3 separate regions of the Mus musculus genome follow, and all the other regions are linked to region 1. A link is a loop called in an ENCODE intact Hi-C map of the cell type or tissue named here. Cell type or tissue: left cerebral cortex. All regions are shown on one strand. Each heading gives the region's core, and the rest is flanking DNA. Links, peaks and the distances in the headings are about the cores only. Region 1 holds the start of Gm33677 (predicted gene, 33677). Region 2 overlaps LOC115485728 (a long non-coding RNA gene). Region 3 has its middle 37 kb from the start of Gm33624.

Region 1 (10,139 bases), core at 1,352-9,351:
GTCTGCTATCTTAGTGATTTTTTTCGTTGCTGTGATGAAAAATACCGTTGACCAAAGGGTCGTGAGGAAGGAAGGGCTTGTCTAACCCCACAGTACGAGGGGGACAGTCAATCATGGCCGCGAAGCTGCCAGGATTGTGTCTGCAGTTAGGGAGCAAAGGGCAAGATGGCTGCTGCTCAGCTGGCTTTCCCTTTTTTATTCAGTCTGATACTCCAGCTAAGAGAATGGTGCCACACACTTTTAGGGTGGGCCTTCCCTTCTCACTTCACCTGGTCTAGAGAATCCCTCACAAGCATGCCTAGAGGCTAGTCTCCACCGCGGTTCTAGAGCCTGTCCAGTTGATGATCATCAAAACCAGTCATAACAGGATGGAAAGGGAATTGTCCAGCAACCCCCCCTGGATAGGGGAGGACTTGATCGCCAATAAAGGGTTTAACCGTTCATTCTTAAATCTCTTCACAGGCAACTGCACCTCAGGATTTCTTGGGGTTCCCCGAGGAAGGAGCAGAGGTCAATTCCCTATAAGGATAAGGTTTGGGTCTCCTGTTAAGGTTAGAATTTGAAAAGCCTGCACAGGCTCTTGTTTTGAAAGCGTGCTCCCAGACAGCAACGCTATTTGGAGAGAGAGTGCAGCTATTAGGAGGTGGGGCTTGGGTGGTAGAGGCAGGTCCCATCAGGGGTGGGAGTGGCCTTTGAAGGTTCCGCCCAGCCAGTGATTCAGGTTCTGCCGTCTTCCTCCTGGATGCCCGTGAACAGAACTTTCTCCATGTTCCCCTTGCCTCAGAGAGAGCCACCCTACCATGCCTTCTGGGCTATGATGGATTGAAATGCCCGGAAACCGAGCCAAAAGAAATTGTTCCTTCCGTAAAGCGGCATCTGTCTGTCAGTCATTCATCTCGTCACGGTACTGAGTGAAAAAGTAACTAATGTCACCCTTATGTCCTCAAAGGGAGTTAAGTCCCAAGCAAGGCCGTTGGCGGTTCCTCAAGAGATCATTCCTAAGTCTCAAGTTTTTATTTGATTGGACAAGGAGAATTTACCACGCATAAATATGCGTTAAATAAGCGTATTAGCCAACTTCAGAAACACAGGTTTTGGGTTTTTTTTTTTTTTTTTGTTTGTTTGTTTGTTTGTTTTTTTTGTTTTTATTGTTGTTGTTTTGAGACAGGATTCCTCTGTGTAGCCCTGGCTGTCCTGGAATTTACTTTGTAGACCAGGCTGACATCAAATTCAGAAATCTGCCTGCCTCTGCCTCCCAAGTGCTGAGATTAAAGGTGTGTATCACCACTACCCGACTTAGAAACACAGTCTTAAACCACTCCTATTCATAGATTTCTGTTTTTTTTTTTTATTTTATTTTAGCACACAGAATAGGGGAAATGCACCTAGCTTTTTGAAGATTTTCAAGTTCCAGTTGAAAAATGTCGCTCTCCTAGTTCTTCAAAATAGAACGTGTCGGAAGGACAGCTATAGTTCAGGCAATAGGATATTCAAGGATGTGTCTCTTGTTTGTTCTCTCTTAAGCATGTGGGGTCGTGAGATAGTACAGCCAAATGGTCAAGGTCAGAAGCACCCCAAATGCTCCCTTGTCCATGCCGTGCCCAGAGATTCCACTGAGTCGTTGTAAAGATCAAACGAGGGAATGGTTGATAGGTACACAGCGCTGCTCTGCCACGGGCTCCCCCGTGGCACCCCTGGATCCCAACTCACTTAGCAAGCATCTTTGCAGAATCCTTGAGTATTTACTAAGGTATGTGTGTTTCTTTTTGTTGTGTCCTTTCATCTCTGTTTTTTTATTGGAGTGCTCATATGTGCACATGTGTGCCCCTCCCCCGTTCATATGTGTGTCGAGGGCAGCAATCCACCAATCCACACACAAAAGTTGTCTTCTATTGTGCTCTCTCTCTCTTTCTCTCTCTCTCTCTCTCAAGACAAGGTCTCTCACTAAGCCTGGAATCCAATCCTTTTGGTTGTCATTTGGATATACTATTTGCCAGGCTAGGCATTGACGTCTTCCTTTCCCACAGGACTCCACTCCCCTCCTACTGCTAGATTTCTTCATTCTTGCTACCCTCAGAGGGTCAAAGACCAGCCTTCCCTTTCCAGAGGTGGAAAGCAGGCTCTGGAAACATCTATGACTATGGAAAAAGGAACAGTAATGATGGGCTCAGAATTTTCCAGCGGAGGGAAAGTCATCTGTGCAGATATGTGGTGACCTGCCACTGGAGTGCTTCCCTGTGCAGCTGTGAGGAGAGAAATAAGTGTAGACTCATGCTCCTGACAGGAGCCAGCTAGACCATGGCAGTCCTCCCTGCCTGCAGATCTCTGTCTTAGCCTAAACTCCTGATCTGCCTTTTGTTTGGAATCTGCTTGGAAATAAACATTGTGAAAGAAACAAAACAAAACAAAACAAAACTTCTTTCTCCCTGCCCTCCAGTCATAACAACAGGAATTCTTCTACAGACAAAGTGAATATTTCTGCCCACTAGGGGAAAGGTCAGGAAGTGCTGAAAAGAAAGAAAACAATGAGCAGGATTTCTAGTCATCCTTGCATGGCAGCCTCTGCTTAAATGTGTGTAGTTGTCTGGGATGCTCAGAAAAATGGTATAACTGAGGGTGTGGGGACCTTCTGGACTTCTCTGAATGGAAACTACTAAAGCGAGAAGCTGCAGGTTTGGGGACAGTGAGGTGGCTCAGTGAGCAAAGGCATTGCCTCCATTCTTGAGGGTCTGAGTTCGAAACTTGGAATACACACAACAGTGGAAGGAGAAACCAACATCCACATGCTGTCCTCTACCGTCCACATGTGCGCCTACCCCACGAATTCACTTTTTAAAATGTAGCACAAATAGAAAAGGAAGCCACATACGTTCTGAGGTTGTAGAGCAGACTGGGGGTTATAGAACAGACAGACGGAGGATTGTAGAACAGACTAGGGGGTTGTAGAAGAGACTGGGGGTTGTAGAGCAGACTGGGGGGTTGTAGAACAAACAGACGGAGGATTGTAGAACAGACTAGGGGGTTGTAGAAGAGACTGGGGGTTGTAGAAGAGACTGGGAGTTTGTAGAGCAGACTGGGCACTCCTCCTTTGTTCTTCATGTGCTGCTTAGCCCCAGAATAGTTCCAAGTTCAGCACTTTTGTCTTTTCTCTTCCTCAAAGCCCTCCCTAAGTCCTGGAAGAACCAAGAAATCACCAGGGCTGGCACTGCACTCCTTTGAAGCAAGACCTAGTTTATCAGCTGACTGACTCCACAGCTCCTACCTGCAGGGATCTCAAGATGCCCTGGGTAAGAGCTGCTGTACTTAAAGGCTGGGCCAGGCTCCAGCGGTTTTTTTTTTTTTTCCTTTGATTCAAGGATTAAAGTGGAATTTTCCAGGAAGGCTTGATCCAGGAAGAATCCTTCTTTTTTGGTCTGCAGTTTCTCTTTGTGTGGCGGGACAGCATTGCTCCCCACTGCCCTGTTGACATGGGCAGCTCATGCCTGTTTGCTCCATCAGCCGCCAGACCTAAGAATAGGGCAGGCAGGAGGTTTCCCTCAAGAAAGACCTAGAGTTTGGTGTGGATTTCACTGATTCACATAAAAGATCCATGAGCTTATTCACAAAACGTACATAACGGTATCCTTCTGACTTAGTCAATGGTGCATTATTACAAAAGAAAACGGGAATCATGTCATTGAACAAATTATTTGCCTCTTCCTGCCTCATGTTTTCCATCAAAGAAGTGAAAGAATTTATAATTGTCTTTGCATTTTCTAGACTTAATACTATTACTTTAAAACAAATAGTTAAGCGATATCCATTAAACAATTAAAGGGTAGTGACTAGAAAGTTGGCTCAGTGATTAAGAGCATATACCCATGTTTGTTTCCCAAAAGACCCAAGCTTGCTTCCCTGCACCCGTACTGAGTGGCTCACAACCCCTATAACTCCAGATCCAAGAGATGACATCTGTAACCACACAGGAACCCCCACCCATGTGCACAAATCCATCCATAGATCCACGGACATATACACATACCTAAAAAATGGAGCGTCCTTTAAGAATTAAAGGTCGATATTTTCCCATTTAAATAGGCTCCGGCTGACAAAATTTTGACTGATAAGTGATTTATTTCCCCACCTCCAGGTAATGGTGATTGCATTTGTTAAAAGTTATATCTGTCTGAATTGTTTCCTTCCTTCCTTCTCTCTCTCTCTCTCTCTCTCTCTCTCTCTCTCTCTCTCTCTCTTTCTCTCTCCCCCCTCTCCACCTCCCTCTCCTTCTCTCTCTTTCTCTCTCTCTCTCTCTCTCTCTCTCTCTCTCTCTCTCACACACACACACACACACACACACACACACACACACACACAGAGAGAGAGAGAGAGAGAGAGAGAGAGAGAGAGAGAGAGAACAACAACAACAACAACAACCCCTAGAGATTCCAGTTCCTAAGTTGCTATCACTAGGATGAAATTCTGCGTGGGACCTGACAGCCTCCCCAGGGACGAGGACTGGTGTGAACGTGGGGTGATGACTCTTATTTACTGAGGCTCTGAAATGGAACAGTGGCATCAGGGTCACGAAGCCCAGGAACCGTTGAGTCATCAAGACGTTTAAACCATGGGGCGGGAGCGAGCACCAGCCGGTGCCTGAGGGCATCGGATTCACTTCCCAACCACTCTTTATGGGCTATTTTTGTAGCCAGCCACTCGATGTGGTTGCAGTGGGAATGGGCAAGGGTAGAGGAAGGAAGGAGAGGTTGGTGTCCTTTGAAGTGAACGCTCAGAAAAGCTCTTGCAAGTGAGGTCTTTACCTACTTCATTTGGCTTCTTCCTATTCAGGCAAACTCACCAAGAGAAACCGAAATCCCCTTTCTCCAAGTCAATTGTCAGGGGGCCATCTTTGTATCTAAAGCCTGTGGTTTTGCTCTCTTGTGGTGCGACAAGTGGGTGCTCATGCGCCCCCTCTGGGCAAACAAGTAAGGTGCAGCTATATTCAGACAGAGAAGACGCTCCTGTGTCCTCCTAGGCGGTTGGTATGTATTTCGATTCCTATACTTTCAGTTAATATTAGTGAGACTGAGGGATGCCAGGGAATCCACAGTTCTAAAAACGACAAATAAACTCTACTTGCCTTGTGTTGGAGTACCCCAGAGAAGACCCATCCATGCCCCTTTTCGGATGGAAAAGGGAATTTGTACATTTCATCCTGGAGGTCTCCCTGTCACGTTTTAAAACCAGGAGTGGTAGGCAGATGGAAGCCATTACAGATAATGCCATGAATATCCTCTTGTCTTTACAGCCGAATCCGAGCCCCATTTTGCTATTTGGGTTTGATGGTTTTTCTACTAATATTCGTTAAAAGTAAAAGAGAGCCGAGTCTCCCATGACTCTATTGACACACCATAGAAAATCTTTTAAATCTTTTGCTTTTTGAGACAGGGTCATGTGTGTATCTAGGTCGACCTCAAATTTACTGTGTCATTGAGGAAGACCTTGAACTCTCAGGGTCCCAAAATCACTGAGGGAAGACCCCCTCCCCCCCACTCAGTATTATACAAAGACAAAGAATGTTTATTCTGCAGAAACAGCCAGAGTGTGGAGGTGAACTATTTTACAAAACAGCGACCCTAGACAAAGGTGTGAAGACCAGGAGAACTCTCTAGAAGGATTAGGTAATCTCTAATGTGATTGGTAGGGGCCAAAGCAGTGACATTAGTATAACTCTGATTGGCTACAGTTACTTCTTCTATACTTAGAGAATGGATTAGGTAATCTAAAATTCCATGGGTGGGTGCTGGTGCTGGGGAGGGAGGACACAGGGGTCAGCGTCTGATGGGCTTGTACTAGGTGGTCAGAGGTCTGCATTCCTGTGCCATGAACGCTTAACTCTAGGACGAGATAGGGCAGCCCAGCACAGATGGCCCATTCTGAGATAAGATATTTCCCCATTTTTGTGGTTATCTCCAGGCTGTTCTTTGGGAGGGGGTTTTATGACCTTGTTTCTGGATTTTATAGTCTGTTCCTGGAGCTGGTATCTTACGGCCTAGTTTCTGGGGCTTGTGGTCTGTTCCCAGAGCTGGTGACTTAAAACTTTCTTTTCAAAATCAGGCCTGGTCCTTACATGGAGACAAATGGGGTTTAGGTTGTCCTTTTAGAACTTCTGATTCTTCTGTGTCCACTTCCCAAGTGCTGAAAATACACAGTTCTTGGCTTCTCTTTTAAAATATTTAGAGGGTAAGGTGGAGCGATGGCTGAGTGGTGAAGAGTACTTTCTGCTCTTGCAAAATACCTGGATTTCTTTCCCAGCAGTCACATGGTAGGTCACAAACATCTGCAACTCCAGTTCCAGGGAATTTGAAATCTTCTCCTGGCCCCTGTAGGAGCCAGGAATTCCTTCATGTGTGCCTGTACACATATACAGACAGAACACTCGTACACATAAAATTACAAAATTAAATTAAAATTTAAAATACTCTTTGATGGGAGTACTTAGTAAAATACTAAAGATATCTCCATCATCAACAACAAACAGCGCACAGACTACTGTGGGAATAATATTTGCCTATAGGGAATTGACAATCTAACTTGTCCTATATAGATAGTGCTATGCTGACTAATCAATAACAAAATTAATCTTTGTGCCAGACAACAGAAGAAGGAACGGTTCTCACTAAGGCTGGTTTAGTGACCTAGCATGGCCTGTAACATGTCTGTAACATGAATGTCACCTGCAGAGTTTCGTAGATCAAGACTGCTTAACAGAATAAAATCAGTGTTCACGATGTTCTAGACTGTAATATAAGCATGGGCCTTATCTGTTCCCATTGTAGCTCCAAATGACTGACCCAAGGACTTACTAAGTTTACTAATGAGCTTTAAGCGCTATGACTGGGCAAATATTCATCAGTTCTAACCCTCCAAACCATCTCTTTCCCAGCCTTGAGGTCATTTACCTTCAGTTTGAGTCTTTCCCTGGCTTGCTCTGCTGGTGGCAAATCTCTTGGCTCCCTGCTCATCATGACTCCTCTTAGATCCTCCGCCTCGTGTCCTTCCTCGTCGTCTCTCTACCTCCTTTCCTCATGGTTCTTCTTTTCTTTATCTCTCCTGGGACCACTGGCTGGGACTGGAAGTCCAGCCTTCCTATCTCCTCTGCCTAACCATAGCCTGATTAGCTCTTTATTAACCAATCAGAAATAACTGGGAGGCATTCTTTACACGGGGTAGACACAGAGATGGTTCAATAATCATGACAATGCTAGAGTCCGGACTATAACCAGATCTCTGGGAACAGAAGTCAGAAACTGAATACACAGTGCACAAGACCAACCCTTAACACATTTAGAGGAAAAGCATGCAACCCCTTTGTGCTGGCTAGTTTTGTGTTAACTTGACACAAGCAATCATTGAAGAGGAGGGAGCCTCAACTGAGAAAATGACTCCATAAGATCCAGCGGTAGACAAGTCTGTGGGGTATTGCTTTACTAGTGATTGATGGGTAAGGGCCTAGCCCATTGTGGGTGGGGGTCATCCCTGGCTTGGTGGTCCAGGGCACTACAAGAAAGCAGGTTGAGCAAGTCATGAGGAGCAAGCCTGTGGGGACCCCTCCATGGCCTTGGCATCAGTTCCTGCCTCCAGGTTCCTTCCCTATTTTGAGTTCCTGCCCTGAAGTCCTTCACTGATGAATATGAATGTGCAACACAAGCCAAACAAACCCTTTCCTCCCCAGGTTGTTTTTGGCTGTGGTGTTTCATCACAGCAATAGGAACCCTAAGATAGACCTAAGACATGGTACCAGGATCATGGGAGATTCCTGGGACAAACTTGACCATGCTGTTTTAGGGAGGACTGTGGAAGGACTTCGGGACTTTGAGGTAGAAAAGCCATTGAGTGTTGAGAACTCAGTAGGCTGCTCTGTAAGAGCTTGGAAGATAAAAATGTTGAGAGCAGTGCAGAAGATGGAGGCCTGGCTTGTAAACTTTCAGAAGGAAGCAAAAGCTCTTCTGGGCCATTTGTGTGAGGAATCTATGGTGTCTGGCCATCTGGGGCTGAAGAATTGGTTGTGATTAATAAGAGACCAGGACCACTAAAGTAGAACCTTTGCTTTGCTAGCACAGGGGAAGCTGGCCACCTGGGGCAGGAAAATTAGTTGTGATTAAGAAGAGGCCAGCATCATGAAGGTGATGTCTTCTGGGAAATGTTTCCTCAGGGCCAGCACACAGAAGCTGTGTTCTAGGAGTGGCCAAGGTTGTACCTCATGTTGGCACCTGAACTTGGTAGTTTCAGAGTCACCCAGGTGGTACTGGCTTTGAAAGTATGCATGGGACATGGAAAGAAGCTGAGGCTTGGCACTGTGCGGCAGGACTGTGGGATCTCCGAAGAGAGCCCAGAAGAGGCTATTGGTGAAAGTGCAACCCGGTTGCATTAGATGACTCCAGCATTCTGGAGATGCCAGTACCATGGGATGATCACCAAGAACAGCAGCAGCCTTGGAGTGCAGCCTGATGGAGCTTAGAAGAGGTGCTGTGTGGGCTGCCGAGGGCACAGCTGGAAAAGTGAGCCAATCCCCTTGGAGGAGCCCAGAAGATGGTGAGTGAATCCCAGACATTGGACGTTGAGTTATTTAAATGTTTGGAGCTTGGTTTTGCTTTGAACGGACTGTAAGTGTACCCTGGTTCTTTTCTCTAGAAATAAGAAAGTGTTTAGCTGATTCTTGATTTTATAGGGGCTCACAGTTGAGGGAGTTTCATTTTTAAAAATTTAAAAGAGCCTTTGGATTAAAAAAAAAAGCCAGGTGGTGGTGGCGCACACCTTTAATCCCAGCACTTGGGAGGCAGAGGCAGGTGGATTTCTGAGTTCGAGGCCAACCTGGTCTACAAAGTGAGTTCCAGGACAGCCAGGGCTATACAGAGAAACCCTGTCTCGAAAAAAACCGAGAGAGAGAGAGAGAGAGAGAGAGAGAGAGAGAGAGAGAGAGAGAGAGAGAGAGAGAGAAAGAGAATTTTTGTGAGGCTGTGGCAACTTTTCAATTTTGTAAAGTGCTTTATATTATGATGTTGATATTAACTTGTGATTTTGGAGATGAAGAAGAAAGGAGGGGGTGTGGCTTCATAGTAATGTGTTGGTGTGTCAAGCTGACAAGGGGTCAGTTGTGCTGGCTAGTTTTATGTCAACTTGATAGAAGTCTAAGGGGAGGAAACCTCAGTTGAGATGCCTCCATAAGATAAGATTGTATGCAAGCCTGTAGGGCATTGTCTTAATTAGTGACTTATGGGGGGAGAGCCCAGCTCATTGTGGGTATTCTATAAGAAACCAGGCTGAGGAAGCTATGAGGAGTGTGTCATTAAGCACCCCCCCCCCCCATGGCCCCTGCATCAGCTCCTGTCTCCAGGTTCCTGTCCGGACTTCCTTCAATGATACACAATGATGTGGAAGCATAAGCCAAATAAACTTTTTGATCCCCCAAGGTGTTTTTGGTAGTGGTGTTTCATAACAGCAACAGCAAGATCCCACAACGGAGACTCCGTCTATTAACATTTGTTAATTTGAGTTAACAAGGGCTGGCAAAGTGGCTCAGAGGGCCTGGCCACCGGGCTTGATTGTCCCTGGGTTAAATTTGATCCTCTGGACTCAAGAAGTAGAGTCAACTGATCCCCACGAAGCTGTTCTCTGACCTGCTCAAGAGCACCGTGGGGTGAATGTAGCCACCAACGGATGAAAGAACGAATGAATGAATGAACCAAAAAGAAACCCAAAATTTAAAAGTTCAAGTTCGAGTGCGTAGGCTGTGTGTGGCTCAGCAGCTGGCTTTCCTCTGGAGGGGCCTCCGTTTCCAAACAGGCTGGATCTGGACAGACACCAGCGTACAGTGAGCCTCGTTTTCATTTTACTCCCGTAGGAGTCGTGAATCCAGGCACTATCTGCACAATTAAAGGCTGTTTAAATTCCCAGTGAGCCCACCGTGCCTTCTCGGAGGGCAAGGCATGGAAACACATTTCTTGGAGAGGTGACATGCATGTTGGATTTATTTATTTATTTTAAAGATCTATTCATTTGTTATATGTAAGTACACTGTAGCTGCCTTCAGACACACCAGAGAGGGCATCAGACCCCATTACAGATGGTTGTGAGCCATCATGTGGTTGCTGGGATTTGAA
Region 2 (10,139 bases), core at 1,165-9,164, 310 kb after region 1:
CCTTGCTTCCCCTGGCACCCATGGCCTCACCCTTGTCTGCTTTCCCAACTATCCCTCTGGTAGCTGCCTGTAAGATCCCCTTTCTGGTTCTTGTTTATCACCCCAGCCTTAGACACTGGGGCCATGCTGAGCTGAGTACATTGACCTCAGCTGTTTTGCCTTTTATCCTCACTTTGTTGGTGGCCTCATCTGGTCTCAAGATTGTAAGTTGTATGTGATGTGCTCTGATCATTCCCAGCGTCCAAAACGCTTGGTCAAGCTCAACTTCCTTTGATCTCACAGAGCCTGCAGCTAAAGCATCAGCGCGTTCCGTTGGCTTGCACTCCAGAATGCTTCCAGGATCCAGTCTCCCTGTCAACTCTCTGCTAGCATCGTGCCAAGTCACTGACAACTACTGACTAGATTATTGTGGTAGCTTCCTAGATGGCCCAGCTACTGTTCTGGCTTCTCTCGAGTCTCCAGCTAAATGAACAGCTCGGCACCTAAGTCAGAACATGTGCTCTCCTAGCTCAAAAGCTTGCCAACATTTCTCCGTCTGATGTGGGATAAAAGTCAAGGTTCACCCTCTGCTGGCCAAACAGACCCCATCTGTTCTCTCTGCCCTCTCCAGACCCTCCTTTCTGGCCCCTCTTGGACCACTTTTGGGGTCTCTTGTTATTCCTTCCCAAGGCACATTCTTGCCCAGAGCTTTTGAAGTTAGCTTTGTCTGCCTGAAAAGCCCTACCCCAACCTGGGTATCTGTATGGCTCCTGTGGCTCATCTCTCTCTTGAAGGTTTTTACTGAGTGTCCCTCTTTCTATTTCTTTCTAAGTCGCCTCTCTAAAATTACTCCCAGAGCACTCTGCACACGTTTCCCGATCTCTTGCTTTCTCACTCGTCAGTTTACCTTTACCAAGTCTTTCCACCGAATACACTTTATGTATTCATCTCATTATTCATCTCTCTTGCCAAAAGTTACATTCCACCAGGGGGTAGGGGTGGATTTCATCTTTAGTTTTTCAACCACCACCAAAGCCTTCGGTGTCTACAATCATACCTGCTATCTGATTAGTATTTGTTGGAAGAGTGGAATCTAAAGTCTACAAGAGAGTGGGCATAAATGGGGACTCACGTTGGTCAGAATCTCCTCTCCCCTTCCAGCACCCAGTGGTTGTCTGACTTTCCCGGAATTTTTCCAGCTGTACATAGGGAACCAAACTCTTCACCTTCATTTATCGGGCCAAAAGGCTAACCTGTGTGAAGAACTTAGAACAGTGCCTCAGGCAATAGAAAATGCTCAGTAGGTGCTATCAACCATCGCTTTTATCATATTAATCAGAGTCATCAAAATGCTCAATTCTGTGTTTCAATGTCATTTTTTTTTTTGGTTCCTTCCATGTTAATATCTATGGTTCCCTTCTCATCTTTGTTGACTTATTTTCTTTCCTTCACCAGACTTTTACTTGAAAATGGGTACCCTAGATTTCAGGGCTGGACCTTCTATTTTATATCTATCTGTATGTCTGTTTGTCTGTCTTTGTTGGTCTGTCTGTCCATCTGTCCATCCATCCATACATCCATCCATCTGTTTATCTGTCTATCTATTGATTGATCTATCCATCTAGTTTGTATGTGTGTGTGTATGAGAGAGAGAGTATGTGTGTGTGTGTTTTATCCAGTGCCCTAACAACTAATACCATTTATGTTGGTGACCTCCAGTGTCTGTCTGCAGCCAGCCCCCTGCCCTTCTTTGCAAGCCGACCCTCCTATGGCAGTCTTGAGATCATTGCCTGGGCATCTTTAGAGATTCACATGACTATCATGATTTTAAGTCATGGCTACAGGTTCTTCGCTACATTTCCTTTCCTCCCTCTGAGTGTGAGCTGGACTTAGTGACTTGGTTTTAATGAAAAGAATCTGCGAAAAGTGGCAACGTGTAGTTTCTAAAGACTCATTTTTACTTTCTCTCTCTTTCAGATTGACCCGTCTTGGGGACCAGTGAGCAGAGTCTGCAGACACCCAAGTGGCCCACTGACCAGGGCGTGGGTAAGTTTTTACTTCCAGCTGGTGAGGACTGAGGGTGCGAGAGTGGGGACCCTCATACACTGAGACAGGCCTCTGATGTCAATGGTGACAGTACTCCTTGTTATGTGGAAGGCAGTGTACTGGGGCCCTAGGCTAGAGCCACATAGCTAGCTATGCCAACTACCCCTCGGGAAACCCAGCATGCGTGCTTGCTGCTTTAAATCACTAGGTTCTATGGAAAGTCTCCAACAGTGTCAAGTCTCAACAATGACTATGGATTTGCCTGTTTTGCTTGTTACTTCTCTTGAATTTTTTTTGTTTTATGTAGTTTTGAAGTCTTTGCTCCATCTGTCTTCTCCTCATGGTGCTTGAAGCATGTCACGTTGTTTCTGTTGTTTCTGCTTAGGGAGGGGCCTTTGCTCTTTCCAGCTCTAGCCCAGAAACCTCGATGTCTACCAGTTCATGAGATTGGCATGTACCTCTCCAGATCAGGGTGAGTTCCATTGTCTTCCCAGAGATGCCTTCTCTGACCATTGTGTAAGATAGGCAGGTACCTGTGTACACCTGCGATGCTCTAGGCTGGTTCTCTTCCTGAGTTCTTCGAGAAGAAGACTGTGATCTTACGGGTTCTGATGAGTTCTTTTTTTTTTCCCTTCCCAGTTATTTGGCTCCAAGGACAAGCAAGTGTCTGATACTTCCATTTCCCTCAGTGACTCCGGGCTGGTGAAGTCCTTGCCACAGGAGCAAAGCTTCACACACTCGTGTCAACTGAGAGAATGTTAACTAGATGATGGAGCATACTAGTTGAATTCTGTCCTCTGGATCAAGTCATCTCAGGGGACCCAAAGCTGTCTGATTGTAGAGTGTGGCAAAGAGCAGAGCTGTCACCCGGCAGCTGGTATGACGGAGCTTAAATGGCTGAACACTGCAGTCTGTGTTTTCTGTCGTGTTTTATCTGGTATTTAAAGGCACATGGCACAAACCATCTAAGCTTAATGTGAACATGTATGTGAAAGAACAACACACTTTCTTTCAGTGATAGAACAAGTTCCAGATGGGACAGAAACTTAACTATCCCTGACAGATTGAGGAATGAGTCCTCAGCAGGAGAAGAGCTCACTCATGCATAGCCAGACCTTGCTCAACACCCCTGAACTCTTGCTTAAGAAACCAACTTCCAAACACATGACCTTGTTTCTTTTATGTACAGGGTACAAGTGACTTACAGATGAGGGAAGAAGTCAAGGATCTAGACACACTAGAGTTTGCCAAAAGCCTCTACTTTCCATTGGCAGCATTGTGGTAGCTTGGCCCAGGGTCTAAGACTTACTCAGTGGAACTGTCAGAATATTTGGTATTGCACTAGCTCAGCTCTGGACCAGAGATGCATATAGAACAACCCCTTATTGCTTTTTCAGAAATATTGATCAATACACTTCACTAAGATATATTGATTTAGGGGAAAGGAAACAAAATTTGATCCTGAATCTCACTGTACATGAATTTTCTGACAACCATGAAAAAATAAGAATCAATTTACAAGTAATTAAAAAGAATACTCACAAATTAACATGAGTGAAAGTGGAACAGAATCTGGCCAGCTTCATTGTTACCTCTTCTGAGCGTAGAGGTCAAAGGAGAAGCTTCTGCTTCCTGTCTGTGTTATCAGCAAGGCTGTCCCGGACCTTGGATCTTCACTAGGATCTGACCCCAACCAAATCTCCAGGGAAGGGCCATTGTCTTAGATCACAGGCTGCCCTTCTAGAGCTTTCCTCTGACCTCAGCCTGAGACGTTTCCATCCTCTCCCCAGGACTTTTTCTTTTCTTTTTTTTTTTTTAAAGATTTATTTATTATTATATCTAAGTACACTGTCGCTGTCTTCAGACACACCAGAAGAGGGCGTCAGATCTCGTTACGGATGGTTGTGAGCCACCATGTGGTTGCTGGGACTTGAACACTGGACCTTTGGAAGAGCAGTCGGGTACTCTTACCCACTGAGCCATCACACCAGCCCATCCCAGGACTTTTTCTACACTGTTTCCTTTCTCTTATTCTCCAGTCCTCTGCTCCAGGCCAACCTGCCCTTAAGCAAACATGTCCTGAAGCACTTAGGGTTACGATGGCTGTGATGAAACACCATGACCAAAATCTAGACAGGAAAGAGGAAACTGTTTATGCAGCTTACACTTCCACATCTTAGTCCGCCACGGAAGCAAGTCAGGACAGGAAATCAAGCAGGGAAGGAACCTGGTGGCAGGAGCTGATGCAGAGACCATGGAGGAGTGCTGCTTGCTGGATTGCTCCTCATAGCTTGCTCAGCCTGCTCTCTCTCTCTCTCTCTCTCTCTCTCTCTCTCTCCCCATCCCTCCCTACCTCCCTCTCTCCCTCCCTTTCTTTTCCTTGCTTGCTTGCTTGCTTCCTTCCTTCCTTCTTTCCTTCCTTCCTTCCTTCCTAGAACCCAGGACCACCAGCCCAGGGGCAGCATCCTTTGCAATGGCCTGGGCGCTTCCCCATCACTAAGAGCATGCTCTGTAGACTTGCCTGCAGCTGGATCCTATGGAACTTTTTTCTCAATCGTGTTGCTCTCCCCTTCAGATGTCTATAGCTTGTGTTACACTGACAAACTCCAGGGGACATATTGTGAGAATATTACTGTGTTGTCTTTAGGTGTTCTGCTTATTACTGGAAGACAAAGTCCCATTATGCTTAAAGTCATTGGGATCTAATTTGAGGTAGGAATGAGGTAGGAAATTTTACCCACCAGACCTTTTTTTTTTTTTTTTTTTTTTTGTGGATTTGTGTATCTGGAGACTGGGGAGGGGGTGGGTTTCTGACAGTGTGATGTGGTAGAAGTATATTCAACCCAACCAGACTTGGGTTGTTTCTTCATTCTGCCAGTTACCAGTAAAATTGCCAAATTATTGAAACTTGCTGGCCCTGAGCTAAAGTGAAGATCATCATGCCTGCTTCCCTGGGTTTCTATGACAGTTAGAGCGATAGACTGCCAAGTCCCTTGAGTAGGAGTCAAATTAACACCTCTCTCGTCTACCTCTGAACCTATGACAAGCCTTTCCTGCTACTCAGATAAGTCCCACAGTAGACAATGGGTAACTCACACCAGTTGTGGTGGAGAGTCTTATGTCAATTTGACACAAGCTAGAGTTATCTGAAAGGAGGGAACTTCAGTGCCTCCATAAGATCCAGCTCTAGGGCATTTTCTTACTTAGTAATTGGTGTGGGATTGCCCAGCCTATTATGGGTTGGGTCATCCCTGGGCTGGAGGTCCTGGGTTCTATAAGAAGCAGGCTGAGCAAGCCATAGTGAGTAAGCCAGTAAGCAGCACTCCTCTATGGCCTCTGCATCAGCTCCTGCCTCCAGGTTCCTGCCCTGTTGGAGTTTCTGTCCTGACTTCCTTCAGTGATGACCAGTGCTATGTAAGTATGAACCAAATAAATTCTTTCCTCCCATGCTTTTTGTTCATGGTGTTTTGTTGACGCATTATTAACCCTAACTAAGACATCAGTCATTCCATTGCTGAGTGACTGCGGGCAGAGCTGAGATAGAATTTGGAATCCAAGGGACAGCTAAGCTACACAGTGAGTTGAAAGTCAGCCTGAGCTGCAGAGTCAGACTCTGTTTCAGTGAAAACGAGAGAGGAAGACTATAGTTCAGGACAAACGTTGGCAGATACTAAGAAGCAACATTTAGCATTGCAGATAACAACTGCTGTTACAATGCAGTATATCAGTTACATTGTAACAAAACTACACTAAGCTTGGTGATATAGATCAAGAACCATTTGCTTATGTGCATTAATTTTTTTGGGCCAGGAGATGAGATGGCAGAAAAGCAGATACAGTGTGATGTCTGAGTATCGTCTGATTTCAGATGGGCAGCAGGATTTGATAGCTGCTGAGGATTATTTTGAAACAACATCATTAGCTCACCACTGGGCTTGGCTCATCTGGAGTTGTTGCCCACAGCACTCTCTGTGGCCTTTTCCATGTAAATGGATGGCATGACATCTTCATTTTTAAAGAAACCAAAAGAAGCACTACCCAAAAGTACCAGGAAGAGGCCGCATGAGTTTACCAATTTGCACCAAAAGACGATAGGTTATGGCCCATTAAAAAGGGGGCAGACTATTGGGTTGGTCATTCTTCCTTATGTGACAGATGAAGAAATATTGGGACAAGTTCAAGGAGTGTGCCCAGGCTAGATGAGAGATCTTTTCACATGCCTGACTGAGGACAATTGAACACTGCTTTTTTACCCTATAGTTATTGAAGGGGCTTGAACTTGACTGTATTTAAGGAGTATGATGATGGAGTCATAGAAGAAGGCTATCAGAAGGAAGGAAGGAAGAGAGGAAAGAAGCAAGTGAAATAGTCAAAGCAAGAAAGACAAAGACCTGAACTAAGACGTCAGTGGGTAAATACAACTTTGAGAATTGTCGGGGGCTATGGGCAGTGCTATTTGAGGAAAATGAAAATGCCAGAAATCCAGCTGAGATTGGGGAAAATTAACTTGACCTTGGGGAACATTGAGCTTGAGCGGCTTAAAGGTCATCCAGTGTAAAGTGCCCGACAGACATTTGGAGTCAAACATTAGGAGCTCAAAAAAGAAACTGAAAGGCAGTCTTTACTCTGGCGGTATTGGTTGGTGTCACGAGGGTTAAGTAATTGTTTAGAAAGAATATTCAGAGAAGATACTACTACTTACATTTTGGCAATTAACAAAGGTAGAGGTGTTATTAAAACATGTGGAGAAATGTTTAGAAAAGCGAGACAAACATAGGCTGAAACTCGTGTCAAAGAGGTCAAAAGGAAAGCCAAAGCCAACGAAGAAGATGTACGCGCTGTACAGGAGATGAGACATCGATTTCACTGTGTTCCCTCTCTTGCTAACCTTGAACAACTGCTTTTTAAATGAGTTCTTATCTCCTAAAAAACAAAAACAAAAAAAAACCAAACAAGAACAGAGCCAAAGGTGGGGATTGGAGGAAAGAAACTTTGAGAAAGACGTCTTTTTATATTTAAAACATTTCTTCCCATCTGAGTTACTCAGGGCACTTTGAATTGGATGACCATAGCTGAAAGAAGGTAGATGAATGAAAAAGGGGAAAGTATTGGGAGAATATTAATGCATCTTATGCAATGTGAAGACTTGGTCATCAAAATCACAGTATACATTGAAGCACCCGGTAAACTGAAAACGGAGCCAGCCATTCATTGCAGGGTTCTCTATTTAATTCATCCTCCATTTCTCTTTCTCTGGGTGTTGGCTTCATTCTCACCAATAGACCATGGCCTTAGAGGCAGCACCCAAATTCTATATGGTGAGCTTTTACCACTAGACTTGGCTAAGTATAAAACTGTCCCACGAACACAGGATAAAGAACCTTCTCTTGCAGAGACAAAGTTTGGAGCAGAGACTGAAGGAATGACCATCCAGGGACTGCCCCGCCTGGGGATCCATCCCATAAACAACCACCAAACCCAGACACTATTGTGGATGCCAACAAGAGCTTGCTGACAAGAGCCTGATAAAGCTGTCTCCTAAAGGCTCTGCCAGTGCCTGACAAATACAGAAGTGGATGCTCACAGCCATCCATTGGACGGAGCACAGGGTCCCCAATGAAGGAGCTAGAGAAAGGATCCAAGAAGCTGAAGGGGTTTGTAGCCCCATAGGAGGAACAACAATATGAACTAACCAGTACCTCTAGAGCTCCCTGAGACTAAACTACTAACCAAAGAAAACACATGGTGGGACTCATGGCTCTAGCTGCATATGTAGCAGAGGATGGACTAGTTGGTTATCAATAGGAGGAGAGGCCCTTGGTCCGTGAAGGTTCTATGCCCCAGTGTAGGGGAATGCCTGGGCCAGGAAGCAGGAGTGGGTGGGTTGGTGAGCAGGGGGAGGTGGAAGGGGATAGGGGATTTTCAGGGGGGGAACTAGGAAAAGGGATAACATTTGAAATGTAAATAAAAAAAGAACCATCTCTTGGTAAAGAGTGATAGAGTGCTGGAATAGAGAAGATGGGTCACAGTACTCTATGAAAATGGAGAAAGACAAGCCATTCTGACAGAGCCGTGGGCGTCAAGCCTGCGCATTCAATTTTAAAGAGGATTTATTCTTCTTGGAAAGCTTAGGTTTCCCTCTGCCATGGAGTGTGACTGGTGGCTCTCATTTGTCTAGGCAGCCCCCTTTCTACACATACAGCCCTGGCATGGTTATTAATAGCATCCCTTCCACTTTCTGAAATGTCCTGAATTGGAAGATAAATTACGGGGACATCTTATTTATTGGTTGTGTGGCTCTGAATTGGCCCAAGTACTCGACTTTAAAGGATGGTTGTAATGACAGGTTGTAACCCCTCGAGATAGGCTATTCTTCAAGGGGCACTTTCGTGCTCAAAATATAATAGGCATTCAGTACATTGACTCAAGAATGAAATGGTATACAAAGCCTTTCTCTCCAGACGTACTTTATAAAGTTATATTTGTCAATGCTTCCAAGTCTGAACACTATTATAGACCAAGTACATAAAGAACACCATGGAATCTCAGAATCTCAGAGCTAAACTAACATCTCTTCAGTCCAACCACCTCTCAATTAGATGGGGGAACCCGCAGCTATAGCCTCACATACAAATGCGCTTCGTTTCATGACTGCTCTAAGTTCAGAAGCTGCCACGTAGCAGACATTCAATGAGTGTTTGATTCTGTTTTCAAAGAGCATTTTTCTCCAGCTATACTTCCATCCTAGGTATCTGACAGTTCCTGCACACCCTACTTCTGGAAGTTCCATATGCTCAACGGAGCAGCCACAAAATCTCTGTATTAAAATGTCCTTTCCTGGATTGAGAGTGTGGCTCAGTGCTAAAGCTCCTTCTTAGCAAAGCATGGTCCTGGGTTTGATCCTCCACACTATCCATGGTCCTTTCTAAGAGTCTGGGGCCATCTTGTCTTCTACAGCATAGGCTGTACTCTTCTTTGACTGTGATTCTATTCTCATATCTGATGGGGTTCTCCGACCCTCTGTCATTCTAACCATTTATGGGCACAGTTATTCTGCCCAAAGACCTCTAGGACAGCATTCTGAGATGTGTTGTGATCATGGTTTATTTTTGTTAAAAAGTGCAAATCTCACAAGATATAGGAAATTAATTAGATTTCTATTATTATCAAGTTAGGATTGTACAGACATTTTTAGCCACACCACACAACTGACTCCTATGTAGTTCCCTACTAATTATTTTTAATTAGGTGTAGCCTTGGATTTGAAGTCTACGTAGAAATCGAGGAGATTCTCTGTATATATTTTACCAGGCCAGCTCTCCTATATCATTTCTTGTTTAGTTGTTTACTGAGTTGAACTTGGACTTTGTAGTTCTGTCTGCTGAGTATCAAGGTGATAGAAGCCACTTGCCTTTCGAGGCATCCAGATGTCTTTACGTCATTGTTCTGATATCTAGAGTCTTCGTGGGCTCTCCTTCTTTCCTTTGTCTTGACATCTAGTAGGTGGTGCAGACCTGAAAGACATGGAGGTTAAGGCAGGACACCGTGAGTTTCAGGCAGGCCTGTCTTCAACAGACAAGAGAGAAGGAGGGAAGAAGGAAAGAAAGCAATCAACAGATGTTGAGAAGCGTCCTTTTACGAGACAGTCCCACAGATGGAGTGCCATGGACTAATAGCTTCATAGAGACATGCATCTCACTAAGAAGGAAGCTCTACAACAACTGAAGTTGTCCCTCTGCGGATGAGCCACTTCCTGAGAGGGGTCCTGATCCTGGGCAGTGTAGACAGGGAGGGTAACCATCTGTGCGGGGTGTCTTAGGGGAAATTGCGAGGTTGGGTGTGACTTTAGACTACATTATGCCTGAAAATATTTCCAGCTGCTGGATTCCATGGACAAAACACATGCACTATTAATAAGTGCATTGGGATTTTTAAAAAAAAATATTCCCATAGCTGAAAGGGTATTACACATTTTCTTCATGAAAGATATGACTATAAATGCATATATGTGTTCTAGCTATAACAAAGTGACATATATTATGGTGTTTAAGTGGAGCGTGTCAGAAAAATTAAACGATTCTAGGTCCTAGATATTTTTAATTCCAAGTAGAATT
Region 3 (10,139 bases), core at 808-8,807, 80 kb after region 1:
GAGTCCAGTCTGCAGTTCTGCCGTGCAGGCTCCTCTGGGAATTTGAGTGGCTGGAAGAATAGTTATTTTCTGCAAGCAGGGTAGATGGGTGCTCTGTTGCCCGAGGACCTCCGACTCAGCTGCTTCCGATCCAGCTCCTTCTGACCCAGCTCCTTCCGACCCAGCTGCTTCCGACCCAGCTCCCCGGCCCGCTTCTTCCCTCCAGGAGCTCAGCCTTCTTCAGGTCTGGCTTGCCTTAGCAGGCTCAGGCCTTTGCTTTTGAATCCCACCCTGGCTTCTCCTCTTGAATATGCTTGTCTCTCTAACCTGCCTCTTATCCTCCCACTTCCAGGACCATAAGTATGCTAACACATCACATCCTTCCAAAGTCATCTTAGCGATCTCAGCACATCGATATCTTACCTCTGCTTAGCATTCATGTTGATCTGTAAAAGCATTGTTTTGAAAAAGCACTATCCATGAGTTCTTAGATAATCCGATTTAGTATTGTAGTGTGGGTCACTTAGAGAGTTACTCGTGCACTCACATACAGTTTATCTTTTCTCTTGACTTTTTTTTTTCTTTTTGTCTTGTTTTAAACTTCCAAGTGTTTACCCGTGCACTGGTTACAGCTTGGGCCACTCTCATATATTGATTACAGAATTTTAAAATCATTTCAACACTGAAATTTCTGCCTATGAACAAGACACACAGCCCTTTTAATTTGGTTGCTTTTATGCCCTTTAGTGAAATTCACTTTATTAAGCTTACTCCTAGATATTTAATCATTGTTACCAGGTGTTATTATAAATGAAGTATTATCTTTTTTATTTTGTAGTTGGATATTATTTTGTATGGAAAAGTTCAATGAATATATCTTTAACTGCTTATCACCAAAAATATTTTCTTCCATTTATGAAAAAATATCTTTTCTATTTATTTCAAGATAGTCTTTTCTGAGAGCCTGGCAAACACTAACACCTTGGGTAGCCTTGGCATAGTTTTAGCCTTAGTGAGGAGGCCTATTTCAATGCAGACATGGTGTCTTAGCTGTACTTCAGTAAGATGTGGTTTGATTTTTTTTTAAATCAAGAATAGATTGAGCTTTATTTAATACTTTCCAACATGTAAGGCCTTGAACTTATTACATAGTTCCCCATTTTGTTTTTGAGATTATATTATAATGTAATTACAACATTTCCCCCTTCCCTTCCCATTTTCTAAGCTCAATTATATATACCCTTCCGTGCTCTGAACTTTTTGTTATTTCTACATGACTATAAATATGATTAATTATATTTACTAATATGTTATATTTATTAGTAATACATCAATAATATTAACATAACCTATTTATTAATGTACTACATATGATTTATAAATTATATCAACATGCGGCTTAGGACAGCCACCCTTATGTTCTGGAATTGTCACTTGGTTAAGTGTAATGTTCTTTAATACACTCCCCAATTATAGCTGTGAAGACTGCACTTAGGATTTCCCCGTCCATATTCATGAGCAGTCTTTGTGTTCTCTGTCTGGGTGTTATCTGGGTCAGATGTTTGTCTAAGCATTCTCTCGACTTGGCAGGAAAAGTCTTTCTCTTCATAGCCCCTCTCCCTCTTGCTGTGTTCTGGGGGACGTTAAATAGTGTTGCAGTTATTGATTTCTCAAAAGCTTTAAGGATTTCCTTATGAAATATCTGAGACCAGGGTACTTCTAGGGGTTTTATCATTTGGGTAACTTTTTCTATTGACTCCGAATCAACTTGGGTTTTCTATCTCTTCAGTCTTCAGTTTTGGTTCTTAGGTACCTCTTTTTTTGGTTTTTTGAGACAGGGTTTCTCTGTGTAGCCCTGGCTGTCCTGGAACTCACTCTGTAGACCAGGCTGGCCTCAAACTCAGAAATCCACCTGCCTCTGCCTCCCACATGCTGGGATTAAAGGCATGCGCCACCACTGCCCGGCATCTTAGGTACTTGTTGTTGTTGTTGTTAAATATAAGGAAGAATTTGGTGGAGAATTCTTATTTTCTGTTTTCCAGCTTGTCATTAATGACCAAAACTATATGAGTGGGATTCTTCTGATTGCCCAGTCTCTCCCACCGTTTCTCTGAGAGGGAGGAAAGGAGCTATGACCAGAAGGCAGCTGGGTTGCCTTCACTCCTGCCTGTTAGTGTCTCCTCAGGTTCATCTGTTTTCCTGGCCCCAGGGCAGCTATCCCTTGGGGCCAGTCTTGGGCAACCAAACTGCTGGAAACTGGATTGGAAATCTTCATCCAGTTTCAGCCAAGTCTTTGGAAGGCCCTTAAGGACCAATTCTGAACTTCCTCTTGTTAATTTTTATTAACACGTAAATGGACACTGTGATTGTAAATGTTTGTGAGGTACAGAGCGCCATTTTGAAACACGTCCACTGTGTGAGCAGATCAGGGGAACTGAGCATCTATCAACTCACACCTACTTCTTTCTGTTGGAAAGATTACAAAAAAAAAAATCTTAGGCTGTTTGAAGCATCTCATTTGAAATGAGCTTTGTGGCTCCTTTGCAAAAACACTGCACCTGTGCATTGAACTAAAGCAAACAGGGAAGGCTAAACACCAAGGAAAGAATCCTGTGTATCAGGCGAAGCAGATGAAGCCTCCGCCTCCAGATTTAGTAAATTTCGCCGGTGTCGTGCATGTTTCCCTTTGAGGGCTGAAAAGTTAGTTTTTATGTGGCCTATCAAACTTTAATGTACAAACTAAATCTTTCAGAAGTCTTGTTAAAGGGTAGGTTTAGAGGCTGGGGATTGTGGCACACACCTTAACCTCAGCGCTTGAGTGGCAGAAGCAGGTGGATTTCTGAGTTCAAGGCCAGCCTGGGTCTATACAGTGAGTTCCAGGACAGCCAGGGCTAAGCAGAGAAACCCTGTCTTGAGAAACCAAACCAAACCAAACCAAACCAAACCACACCACCACCACCAACTTAAGAGTCATGTTTGGATTCTGTAATTCTGTATTTCTTCCAAGTTCCAGGTTAGGCTGAGCTGCTGACTAGAGTCAGAGGTAACTGGCAATCGGTTAGCACACCCCACTGTGAGTTCTTGTCATGTTTTGAGCAACATCCAGAATGAAAGAGGTGCACAAAGAACACCAGACATTTTGGACTCACAGGGCTGGTCTCTAGGGTTCGTGTTCACGTTAACATTCCACAACCTCTAATCAACTCTCGGTGTGCAATATATTACACCGCTTCACACCCAGCTTCCAATTCAGGAGCCGTGCAGAATCTTCTCCCACCCATGGGTGCTGATTTCATGAATGACAAGTAAGTTGGGCTCTTATTACACGGCACACATATCACCAGCTTTGCTGGACATGGAGAAGCAACTCAACTAATTAATTCCCAATCCCAAAGCTGAGCAAGTGGCTCAGAGGGCAGGCACACCTCCATAACCAGGTTCCCTGGAGACGGCTAGGGGGTACGTGACTTCCACTTAAAACTAGGATCTTCCCGCCTGCATCAGCACTGGGATTGGAGACAGGTGGATGAAAATAGAGACTACTGATCACTTCGTAGGAAGCATTTTCCCTACGGGATAAAAAAGTGGTATATTAGAAACGAGACTGGCTACATAGAGGAACAGAAATACAGCCATCTGGCTGCTCTTTAAATGTAGGCTTATAAAAGGAAAGGTATATTGGGTTTATTTGAATAATATGATTGAGATGTAGAGAAATCCAGGGAAGAGCTAATAGTAAAAAATGTCTGGACACCAGAAGACCTTAGATTTAGCACAGAGATCAGGGTGTAAATGAAGCAGAAAAGAGAAGCTGGCTAAAAACAGCCCCTGATACCACAGCCCTCGGGAGGGAAAGGAAGATGAGCCGCAATTGCTACAGTAGGTCCAGGCAGCTCCAAGGAGAGGAAAGGAAGTTTGAGCATGGACGAGCTTAGGGCAGACTCCTGGCCCTCATGGAAGGGGAGAGACACAGGCTAGAGGAGGGTTCCAGGCTTCTGTGCTTGGACCTGACATGGACAGGATATGGGAGACCACATGCACAGAGGCACCGGTGATGGGTAGCAGCCTCTGCCAGGACGCTTGGGGGCCCGATGCCCACAGGGTGACAGCAATTGGGGATGTGGATCTGCCCATAGATCTTCAAGTGCATTCGAGAACTTGGCAAGTGTGGGGCTGGGACTGTCCCACTTTGGGATTTTTTTTTTTTTTTTTGCCTCTTGAAGATTCTAAATCCGGTCACAGAGGAAGTCCGCAAAGGCAAGCGTCACACAGGGCGTTGTTTCCAGAAGAACCATGAGAAGAGGTGAATTTCCTTAATAAGAAAGACCTGAGATACAATGGGGAGAAAAACCTAGCGACAGATGCAAATGAGCAATTTACAGAGGAGGGCCTAGAAAAGCCTTTTAAGCAAACAAAAATACCCGACTGCTCTCAAGGCTCGACAATTATGCAAGTTAGAACAAAAGTCCCTTTTAGCTTAAATTGGCAAGCATTACACCAATGTAAAAATGCATCCTGCTGAAAACAACGGGCTTCCATGTGTTTCTGTCAGAGTAGAAATGGAAAAGCGGCCAGAGAACACCTTTTCACTACCAAGAACATTAAAAGCTCATATATATGTATAAGTATACATGAATAAATTATAAATATATAAATTATAAATATAACTAAATTACATATGTGAGGCATATACATAATATATATGTAAATGCCTTTGACTCAAATGGTAGGAAATGTCCCTGCGAACAAATATATGTATGTACAAAGATGCAGTGTGGGGTGTGTGTGTGTGTGTGTGCCCTTGAGCATTGTTTGTAATCTGAAAGCAATTACAGTATCCAACAACTGGAAACTGGTTCAGTTGATTATGGTACTTTCATATATATGGTTTATTACTGTGCATAACACTTGTGCTGGCAAGTCACACCTACAAGATAAATAGCCAATCAGAACACAGGATAGAACAGTGTCAAGAAGTGTAGGTTTTTGCCAGGTTGTGCTGAGGTGAATTCATTTGCATCCATGCCTTGGATATCTTTTAGGCTCTGCTTCAATAAGGCTATCACCTGATCGCACTCTCTAACTCTATCCATGAATGTCATGGGCATTTTATCTGTAGGTTTCCTAAACACCACGTTAGAGTGCAGGACACTGCTTCCTCTCAGAGCACAACTGTGTATCTTTTGGTACCTCCCTGTTTTAATTAGGGTAGATTAGATAGGAGACGATCCTGGAGACAGAAGCCTCAAGATCAAGGTCTAGGTCAGTAGTGAGTCCTCTCCCCTAGACTTTCAGAAATCTGCCTTCTCTGTGTATCATTACATGGCAAAGAAGAAGTGGTGGAAAGAGAGAGGGCCTCCTTCCTCTTGTCTTAAAAAGATGCTCACTCTGCCAAGGGGCCCTCACTCTTGTGAACTCATCAAAAGCTAACTACCGTGAAGTCCTCACCTCCAGACATTGTCACTCAGAGTGTGTTAGGCACTCAATGTGAAAATGTGGGATAGACACTCACACAGCTGCTAGCAGTGCCCAAGGGGCGTCCTTGATCACCAGGAGTTCAGCACTCATATGCCCACAGCCTGAAAGCAAGAGGTACTTGGAAGCTACCCCCAAAAGATGAGAGGAGCTAACACAGGCATGCTTCTGTTTCAGCCCAAGATAGACAGTTCAAAGACATGTTTTATGAGACTGTGGGTATGAATGAGAATTTTCCTATAAGCGCATATATTTGAATACTTGGTCTCTAGTTGGTGGAACTTTTGGGAAGGAGCAGAAGGCGTGGTCTTGGAGGAGGTGTGTCACTAAGGGCAGGATTTGAGGTTTCAAAACTCCAGTCATTCCTAGTTGACTTTCTGCCTTGAGGTTGTATCGTAAGATATGTGTTCTTACCCACTGGCTCAATGCTGTGCCTGTCTGCTAACTGTCACATATCTCACCGTCATGGTCATGTACTCTGACTATCTTAGTCTGTTGCTGTAAAGAGACACATTTCAAAGGAACTTATAAAATCAAGCATTTAATTGGGATAATGCCTACAATTTCCAAGGGTAAGTTCATTACCCTTATAGCAAGAAGCATGGCAGCAGCAGGAAGGCATGGTACTAGAGCCATAGCTGAGAGCTTACATGTTGAGACAATGCTCACAAGGTGATAGAGAGAGAGGGAGAGGGAGAGGGAGAGGGAGAACTGGAATAATGTGAGCTTTTGAAACCTCAAAGCCCACCCACCCAGTGACACACCTCCTCCACCAAGACCACGCCTTCTAATCCTTCCCAAACTGTTCCACTAACTGGGGACCAAGCATTCAAGTATATGAGCCTATTCACTCTTCACCCTTCTCACTCAAGCAACCACATTAACCCTCTGAAAATGTAAATAAACCCTTTCTTCAATTAGTTGCCTTAATTATTGTGGTATCTCTTCATAGCAACAGAAAAGAAACTAAGACAGAGACATCTTGGAAGGTCACTTAGAAACTCCACCCAGTCTCTTCTAGAGACTGGTGGCCCAGCCATTGCTCTCTTCCTGTATTGACTTTTTCTCCCTTTCTGTTTGCCTCTCCTTTGGTATTACACAATCTACCTACAGAAGTGTTCGTCTTAGTTATGACATCATCAGAAGGAAAATCTGCCAGTTGGTATTAAATATGTCTCAAAATTATCAGATTTAATGGTAACCAATGTTTAATTCTTTAAAGGAAGTCTTAAGTATGGGAGGAAAATCACAATCTTTTTTTTTTCTGTATGTGCATTTTTGGTATATGAATTATCTACGAAAGAGGATTTAGCTTTGTTTCTTTGTTGATCTTGCTGGATGATCTTGGTATTGATGATGGAGAGACAGCAAGTTTCAAATATTTCTCTCCTACTCTTATCAGTTGGCTTACTACTTTTGTTTCACTTTTTGAAGTTTATTTTAATGAATTAATATTTGGTTATCAACAACCTTACCAGGTTATAGTTCATATCAATATTTTTGTATCAATATAGTCAGCTTGCTCCAAGGACCTGTCTTTCCCTTACAAGGCTGGAAATCCATGAGGATTACCACCCCTACCCGGCATTTGTATGTGTCTTGGGGCTCTCAACTCCAGTCCCTATTCTTGCTTAGCAAGCACTTTAAGTGCTGAGCCATCTCTTCCCATCCCACTTTAGAACATTTTTGTTGAGTTGCATCTGCTGCTTTATTTTTACACTGTCCCATGAATTGGATTCCACTCTGGCTGGAAGCTATTGATCGTACTCTCATCTTCTGTATTTAATTTCTTCTCTTTTTCATTCGCATTCATTATACTTAAGGGTTTTGGGTCTGTGTTGTTACCACTTTTGGAGTCAGTGGCTTAATGTTTTGTGTTTTTGTTTTTCCCAGTTCTTTTTAAAACACATAGTGAATGGAGCTAGATTTGAATCTTAACTCTAAAACTCAGTAGCTGAGTAGCCTCAAGCACAGCTACAGCTCCTCTGGGAGGATTTTTTATTCAAAGTCTTCTTATCTTGGGTAATTACCTATCTCACTGAGGAAGACACAATTCCATAGTTGCTATGACATATGAGGCAATGGTACGATGTGCACTTGGCTTCTTGAACTGGTAAAGAAATTATTTCTGCTGATACACTATTTGAAGAGGCTACACTCACCTGTAGGGTTTTGGTCTTTCTCTTTCTTGAAGTCCAAGGTCTATAATTTGGATCTTCAGTGTTCCTCAAAGACTCATGCATTGAAGACTTGTTCCTCTGTTGATGGCATTGTTGGGAAGTAGGAGACATTTTTGGAGGCGAGTCTACTTAGATGAAGTAGGCCACCAGAGATGAATTACAGGAATATTGGTGACCTTAGTTCTTTTTATTGCTCTTCCTCTGTCCTTCCCTCCCCTTCATTTCTCTTCCTCTCTCTCTGGCTGTCATAAGAAGAACAGCGTCTCATGGCCATATTCTTCTGACATAACACTGAGTTTCACTAAATGTTCAAAAGCAGCAGGGTCAAGACATCATTCAATGAAATCTCTTAAATAATTTGCCAAAATTAACTGTTCCTTATTTTAAGTGGTTGATCTAACACATTTTTTATCATGGAAATAGAAGATTTTCTAAGACACTATAGTTTCTACCCGTCTTAGAGAAATGTCTCCAACTGTCTGTCTGCTGGAGCAAAGCAGGTAGCTCTGGGGGGGGGGGGTTCTCTGGAAGCTACAGGGACTCACTCAATGTCCCCAACATCTGCTTGCAACTGCTTCTGGAAATAGCAACTACTTCCTCTTGCATCCTGACTTGCAAATCCATACCAGTTCTTCTCAAAGGCAAACTCTAACCTGGACTGAAAACACGGTCTCTCAGACGTAGAGTGATGCTGTATTATTCTCACCTGCTATCATGCCCCAAAGTATGTGGTTCTTTTTATCCTCTAGCAAAGTCTCTGGGGTTGGGATGAGTCTTCCATTGAAGATGTTACTGCTTACCTGTCTTCATCCAGTGCTTTTGCAAAGGAGCCACAGAGCTCATTTCAAATGAGATGCTTCAAACTGCCTAAGACTTTTTTTGTAATCTTTCCAACAGAAAGAAGTAGGTGTGAGTTGATAGATAATCTCACTAAACATTTAGTGAACTGAACATTTAGTGAACCCTGATCTGCTTACACAGTGTACATGTTTCAAAATGGCGCTCTGCACCTTACAACCATTTACAATTATAGTGTCCATTTAAAATGTGTTAATAAAAATTAACAAGATGAAGTTCAGAGTTGGTCCTTTAGGAACTTCCAATGACTTGGGTGAAACTAGATGAAAAATTTCAATCCAGTTTCTAGTGGAGTTTTGGCTGCCCAAGACTGGCCCCGTGGTGACACACAGGGTCAGGGAAACAGTTGAACCTGAGGAGAAACTAACAAGTTGTAGGCAGTCTATTACCAGGATGAAAAATGTTGCATTCTCAAGTCAAGGTGCAAGCTGAAACCTAGGCTTTGTTCCTTTAGAGCGCCTTGGTTTCTGCCCAGTTACCTGGATGTCCTAGAGCCCAGGATCCTTCCTGGGTACAGCACAAAATCAATATTCCTCACGTCATACAGCTCTTGGGAAGCTTCAGTGTGTTAACATGCATTCACCACCCCCATCAGATCCTGGCACACAGTAGACATGACACTACGCTCTCATCTCTCTCTACTGTCTCTCTACTTGAAATTCTGGAGCTTTCGTTGTTGTTTCCATTTCTCCAACTATATTTTTCTCTTGTATTTCTCTGTCATCTTTTGTGGTTCTCATCCCTTGCTTGCTTGCTTAATTCTTATAATTTTTGAGTTAGAAGGATGGCTTGGAATGGGAAATTGTGTCCCAACCAATTGAATTATGCTTTCTTATAGGTTGGATCCTTAATCTACCACAGATATTCTTCTTTTGTCTTTTTTTACTGCCACGGTCTCCCTTTACCCTTCTCAGCTTCTTGAAGTCACTCTGCAAAGACCCTGTGTATCTGTCTCAAAGGTCTCTTATTTGCTTGAAGAGTGTGGTTTTTGTTTGTTTGTTTGTTTTGTTTTGTTTTGTTTTGTTTGTTTGCTTGCTTGTTTGTTTTGTCTGCACCCTAGAAAATACCTGTGAACTTCTCCCCTGATTTTGAGGGCAGTGTGTTTAGGCTGTGAATCCTTTCCCTGGTCAGAGTGGAACCTTAGAACCTTGGCTTTGGACACCACAGTGTTCATTCTCTGTCTCTGCTCTCCTACACTGAGCAGCCATTCATATCTGTACATCTCTATGTCAATCAATGGGAAAGACAAGCAAAGCCCTAAGTGCAGTCACTCTATTGGCTTCTGCGAGGGACTTGGAGGAAGACCCTGGGCAGGTAGGAAATAATATTATCCCTCCGGTCTCTCACCTCTTAGACTTTCTTACCATGCTTACATTTAATCTGTTCTGCTAAATACTTACTTATAGCTACAGCCACAGTTGATCTTCCCACTGTTTTTCTGAGTTTTCTTCTTGACAAAAACTATTGTTGTGCATATACATAGGATGTTACATATCATCTATTTATATGAGATATGTATTACTATATAAACACCTGAAAAAAAATATCATGAAGTACATATATAGGATGTTACATATCATCTACTCATGTAAGATATGTACTACTATGTAAATATGTAACATTATTTTTCTAAGCTCCAAATATTGT

What was found. Hi-C counts contacts between places; a loop is a spot of excess contacts. Peaks named below come from ENCODE experiments on the same cell type or tissue, not always from the same donor. Only the 100,000 strongest peaks of a DNase experiment are listed, where the experiment ranks them.
Region 2: it touches region 1 in a loop (2.2-fold over the local background); 2 of 42 quality-filtered maps call a loop at or near these places.
Region 3: a loop joins it to region 1, with 2.0 times the contacts of the local background. A loop is called at or near these places in 2 of 42 quality-filtered maps.

The regions. Positions count from the first base shown.
Region 1 is chr10:119,044,950-119,055,088 of GRCm38, reverse strand. Gm33677 (predicted gene, 33677) reads left to right here and starts at 4,590. Exons shown (of 4, transcript NR_152787.1): 1 at 4,590-4,741; 2 at 4,825-5,018. In left cerebral cortex, for the core only: CTCF peaks have their summits at 2,498 and 4,949; no DNase peak of the experiment used is centred there.
Region 2 is chr10:118,730,302-118,740,440 of GRCm38, reverse strand. It overlaps LOC115485728 (a long non-coding RNA gene), which reads left to right. Exons shown (of 4, transcript XR_003948963.1): 3 at 1,957-2,025. Among named protein-coding and RNA genes, the nearest start is that of Gm33439, 11 kb to the left of the region's middle. In left cerebral cortex, for the core only: no CTCF peak of the experiment used is centred there; no DNase peak of the experiment used is centred there.
Region 3 is chr10:118,964,890-118,975,028 of GRCm38, reverse strand. No RefSeq gene overlaps it. Among named protein-coding and RNA genes, the nearest start is that of Gm33624, 37 kb to the left of the region's middle. In left cerebral cortex, for the core only: no CTCF peak of the experiment used is centred there; a DNase peak (open chromatin) is centred at 4,382.